Linked DNA regions of Homo sapiens: region 2 is linked to region 1. A link is an interaction called in ENCODE POLR2A ChIA-PET data of the cell type or tissue named here. Cell type or tissue: PC-9. All regions are shown on one strand. Region 1 overlaps PTGR1 (prostaglandin reductase 1). Region 2 has its middle 27 kb from the start of OR2K2.

Evidence for each region. ChIA-PET counts read pairs that join two places held together with the same protein. Peaks named below come from ENCODE experiments on the same cell type or tissue, not always from the same donor. Only the 100,000 strongest peaks of a DNase experiment are listed, where the experiment ranks them.
Region 2: POLR2A ChIA-PET joins it to region 1 with 11 read pairs; 2 of 35 experiments call an interaction of 5 or more read pairs at or near these places.

What each region holds. Positions count from the first base shown.
Region 1 is chr9:111,579,950-111,582,449 of GRCh38, forward strand. All of the region lies in intron 6 of PTGR1 (prostaglandin reductase 1), which reads right to left. Among named protein-coding and RNA genes, the nearest start is that of PTGR1, 18 kb to the right of the region's middle. In PC-9, no CTCF peak of the experiment used is centred here; no DNase peak of the experiment used is centred here.
Region 2 is chr9:111,355,644-111,358,143 of GRCh38, forward strand. No RefSeq gene overlaps it. Among named protein-coding and RNA genes, the nearest start is that of OR2K2, 27 kb to the left of the region's middle. In PC-9, no CTCF peak of the experiment used is centred here; a DNase peak (open chromatin) is centred at 1,208.

The sequences.
Region 1 (2,500 bases):
TTCAATCGAGGAAAAACCCCAGTTGGATTTACATGAATCTCTGTACAAATAGTGACGGCCACAGGCTTTTTCCATTCCTTCATGATTCCAGAAAAAACTATTGCAAGAGAGCCCTCCTTGGTCCTTTTTCCTTCTAAGACTATAGACTATCATAGGATGATCTCTTTCACTCTTATGACCTCCTTTATGCAGATTATTAATTAATCTATTAATTCTATCTATTAATGTTAGCCCATTTTTTTTCTCCTGAGTTCCAAATCAGTATTTCCAACAACCTATAGATGTCCTCACACTTGGATGTCCTGTAGGTCCCTCATAAATAGTGTGTTCAAAAGGGAATATACTTTTTTCCTTGCTTCTTACTTATTTCTTTTCTATCCACTATTATAAGAGAATGATACCACTCAGTTATCCAAACCTGAAACATGGCTCAAAGGAGAAGCTTTCCTTTGTCTTATGATCCATGTCCAATCATCTGGTTTTCTTCCTCTTTTTTAACCAAACAGCCTTAAAATCCGACTCTGGGCCAGGCGCGGTGGCTCACGCCTGTAATCCCAGCACTTTGGGGGGCTGAGGTGGGTGGATCACCGGAGGTCGGGAGTTCGAGACCAGCCTGACCAACACGGAGAAACCCCATCTCTACTAAAAATACAAAATTAGCCAGGCGTGGTGGCACATGCCTGTAATCCTAGCTACTCGGGAAGCTGAGGCAGGAGAATAGCTTGAACCTGGGAGGCAGAGGTTGCGGTGAGCTGAGATCGCACCATTGCACTCCAGCCTGGACAACAAGAGCGAAACTCCATCTCAAAAAAAAAAAAAAAAGCTGACTCTGACTTCCAATCTTTGTCGATGCATCAAAATTTTCATTTGAATTATTGTAAGAGCCTCCTAAGTGGACTTCTTGTTTCTAGCATAGCGTCCCTAGGAACTATTCTCCTACCAAGGCCTAAGTGATGTTTCTAAAAAGCAGAACCAATCATGTTACTTCTTTAAGGATTGAGTATAAATTCCTTAGCATGGCAGTCTCCAGTGGAATTTCTACAGGGAAGAGAAGATATTTTAAAAGATGTGTTCATACTGTTTCAAGTTTCTCAGTGAAATTCAAAAGGATACTGCATTAGTCAACAAGTGCAGGTTATGGGGAAAGGAAGCAATCCTAGAATATGAGGAGCCTCAGCTATGAAAAACTTAATTGCTAATCTAGAAACTGATGCTGCTGCAAGTCATGTAATTCAATTGGAGGACCAGATTAAGAAAGTACAGAATTCAGAGGAAAAAGTACAAAAGATGTAATTATGAGAGCAAAGAGAGCATACAAGAATAGTCCTAAGGGAAACAGAATGAACATATACCATTCCTCATGAAGAAAACAGAATAGATGAAAAAAATAATTAAATAGAAGAAGAAAACTGTTCTTCATCTGAAGAAAAACGTTGGTCTTCAGATTATAATGGCTAACTAAGTTGCAGGCAGGATTAAACAAAGACAGATATAGACATTTCCTGGTGATATTTCTAAACTCAAAGAATAACAAGAAATGCTTATAAGCACCTCAAAGAAAAGTCTAATTACCTACAAAGGAAAGAGAATCAGATTGGCTTTGAATGTCTCATCTGCAACCCTAAATAGAAATTGAAAAAGTAGAGCAATTTTATAGAGCTCTGAGAGAAAGGGATTGGGTCCTTTGAATTTTTTTTTTTAATTTAGAGACAAGGTCTCACAACATTGCCCAGACTGGTCTTGAACTTCTGAGCTCAAGGGATCCTCTTGCCTCAGCCAGAATTCTGAGAAGCTGAGATTATAGGCACACAGCACTGCACCTGGCAGGTCCTTTGAATTCTATATGCATCAAAATTAAAAGGCATTTTCAGATGTCATAACCAAAAAGTTTTAATGATAATGAGATTTTTATTATTTATTAGATTATTGAATAAAAATCTAGGATGTAGGGTAGAATATGGGGAAAAAATATACTGTTTGAAGTTCATATACATGTATATGTTTATTCTGGAATATAAAATATGTATATGAATAGTAGCAGGATATAAATAAAACAGATTTTAAATAATTGGTAAAAAGGTAAACACTAGCAGAATGTAAATAAAACTTAGGTTCTCAGTAATTAGAGAAAAAAGAACAAAGAAAATATCACAGAAAGAAATAACCAATAAATGGAAAACAAAGTAAGATAATATAAATATGACCAAACATTCCAGTTATGACAATTAATAAGAATGACTTAAATTTAACTATTACAACACTGAGACTTTCAGATGGGTGAAAAATGCAAATAGCTGCATTTTACAGAAACACACATAAAATGGACAGAAAGGTTGAATATAAAAGAATAGGTTTAAGCGCAAGTCCTATCAAACTTACGGGATAAAAGCCCCTTGTGATTTAATAGGATATTTGAAATTGGAATATTTAGAAATAATCCTAATTCATTTTGTAATTTTAGCACAATCCAAGCCTAGCTAAATTCCAGAACAAAAAGTAA
Region 2 (2,500 bases), 220 kb before region 1:
GACTCTGCCTCAAAAAAAAAAAACCTTGTTTTTTTAAGATTTATCTAAAACATAATTCAAACAGGCATTACTTTTTAGAGAAGTTTCAGGTTCAAAGCAAGATTGAGAGGAAGGTACAGAGTTCTCATATGCCCCCTACCCTCACACATGCACAACCTTGCCCACTGTCAACATCTTGTACCATAGTGGTAAGTTGGTTGCAACTGATGAACTTACATTGACATACAGTTATCACCTGAAGTTCATAGTTCGCCTTCGGGCTCACTCCTGGTGGTGTACATTCTATAGGTTTGGGCAAATGTACGACGACATATATTCACAACCGTAGTATTATACGGAGTATTTTCACTGCCTTAGAAATCCTCTCTGCTCTATTTATTCACCCTTCCCTTCCCCCAACTCCTGTCAATCACAGATCTTTTTACGGTCTCCACAGCTTTGCCTTTTCCAGAATGTCATATAGTTGGAACCATACAGGATGTAACCTTTTCAGATTGACTTCTTTCACTAATATAAACGTATGTTTTCTCCATGTTTTTAATGGCTTGATAGCTCTTTTTAGCACTGAATAATATTCCATTTTCTGGATATATCAGTTTATTTTATACTTTACCATTCACCTACTGAAGGACATCTTGGTCGCTTCCAATTTTTGGCAATTATGGATAAAGCTGCTATAAATATCCACGTGCAGATTTTGCATCGACACAAGTTTTCAATTTGCCTGCATAAATACCAATGAGCACAATCCAATGGTAAGGGTACGTTTAGCTTTGTATAGCTTTTTAAAAACAACAAATATTCTCAAACTCTATGTCCAGTATGGTGGAGTAACTTCCCAGAAGACTGCCTTGCATATAGAAACTATAAACACTGCATTCAAAACAAAACAAAACAAAAAAAACCCAAACAATTTTCTTAAGGCTCTAGAGTCGGAGTCGGGTAGATTTCGGCGGAGAGCCAAAACATGGAAGGGGCCGGCAGGGGGTGAGTTTTGGGGCTTTGTGGCTTTGTCCTTAGGGTAAAGCACAGTCAGCGTGGCACAGAACGGTGGAAGCTCCCACTGAAAATCACCCTCTCTCCAGCCTGAGGCAGGCAGAGCCCACTACAAAGTAAGGGGAAAATCCTGGATATAAAACAGCAGAGAAGAAGAACCCAAGTTTCTGTGTGTAACTCTGCCCAAGTCTGTGACTAATCTCTGAATCACTTACGTTCACGGCAGACTGCAAAAAGCTCAGCCAAAAAAAAAAAAAAAAAAAAAAGAGCTGAACTGAGATCTGAGCCACCTACCAAAGGGGAGATAGTTGGCAGTTTGAGTTTAACCATGTTCACTGCCTGCTCAAATTGAAAAGCAGCTCTTTGGAGGAACAGTCCAGAGTCTCCACGACATAACATGCACAATGTCTAAGAATGTTGGGTTACAGTCCCAAAATACCGGATATACAAAGAACCAGGAAATGATGTTGGAGGCCTGGGGGAGGCAATCAAAAAAGACCAAAGCCAAGATGATCCAGATGTGTAAGTATCAAATAAGAACTCAAAAGCAACTATAATTATGCTTCATGATGTTTTTTAAAATGTGAGAAAGATTAGAAATTGAAAATTTTAAAAAGAACAAATGGAAACCTTAGAATGGAAAATTAAAATATCTGAAATAAAGACTCACTAGATGGGCTTTAATATCAGAATAGACATGGTAGAGTCAATAAATTTAAAGCGAATTTTTAAAAAATGACTAAGACCTGTGGAACAATATCAAAAGATCTAACATATGTTTAACTAGAGTTCTAGAAAGAGAGGAGAGAGGATGGCACAGGGAAAAAAACATGTGGGTAAATGGCCAAAACAAAACAAAATTCACAATTCAGTAAAATTCACACATTTAGAAATTCAAAAATCGAAGCAAAACTTGAGGATAAATATGAAGAAAAGCACACCTAGGTACATCATAGTCAAAGTGCTGAAATCCAAAAATAGGAAAAATCATGAAAGCAGACAGAAAAAAACTACACACCACATCTAGAGAGCAACAATTTGCTCTGAGAACCTCAGAAATCATAATGGAAACCCTGAAGGCCAAGAAACACTGGGGCATCTTTACAGTGCTAAAATAAAATAAATACTCAAAAATACTGATGTTCAGAAAAGATATTGTATTTGAAGACTGTTCTGGAATCAAAAGTAGCGTAAAAGAATTATACATCTAACCACTAATACCCAACATTGGTCTTAAGAGTACTCTTTTCAAGAATACCCAAACAAACACAGATGTTCCTATTACCTGTTTTCTCACTGTCCTTTATCTTTTTCATAAAGGTTTTTTCAATACTACTTGAATGTAAAAGAAATGTATCATTTTTAAAGGTAAACACTTAAAACTTTGAGAAACTATCGTTTGAAAGGCTGTTTCCAACTTTTGTAGCATTATGGTTCACTTAAAAAAAAAGTTACTCTAGCTCCCTGGCTCCCACCTGTAATCCCAACACTGTGGGAGGCTGAG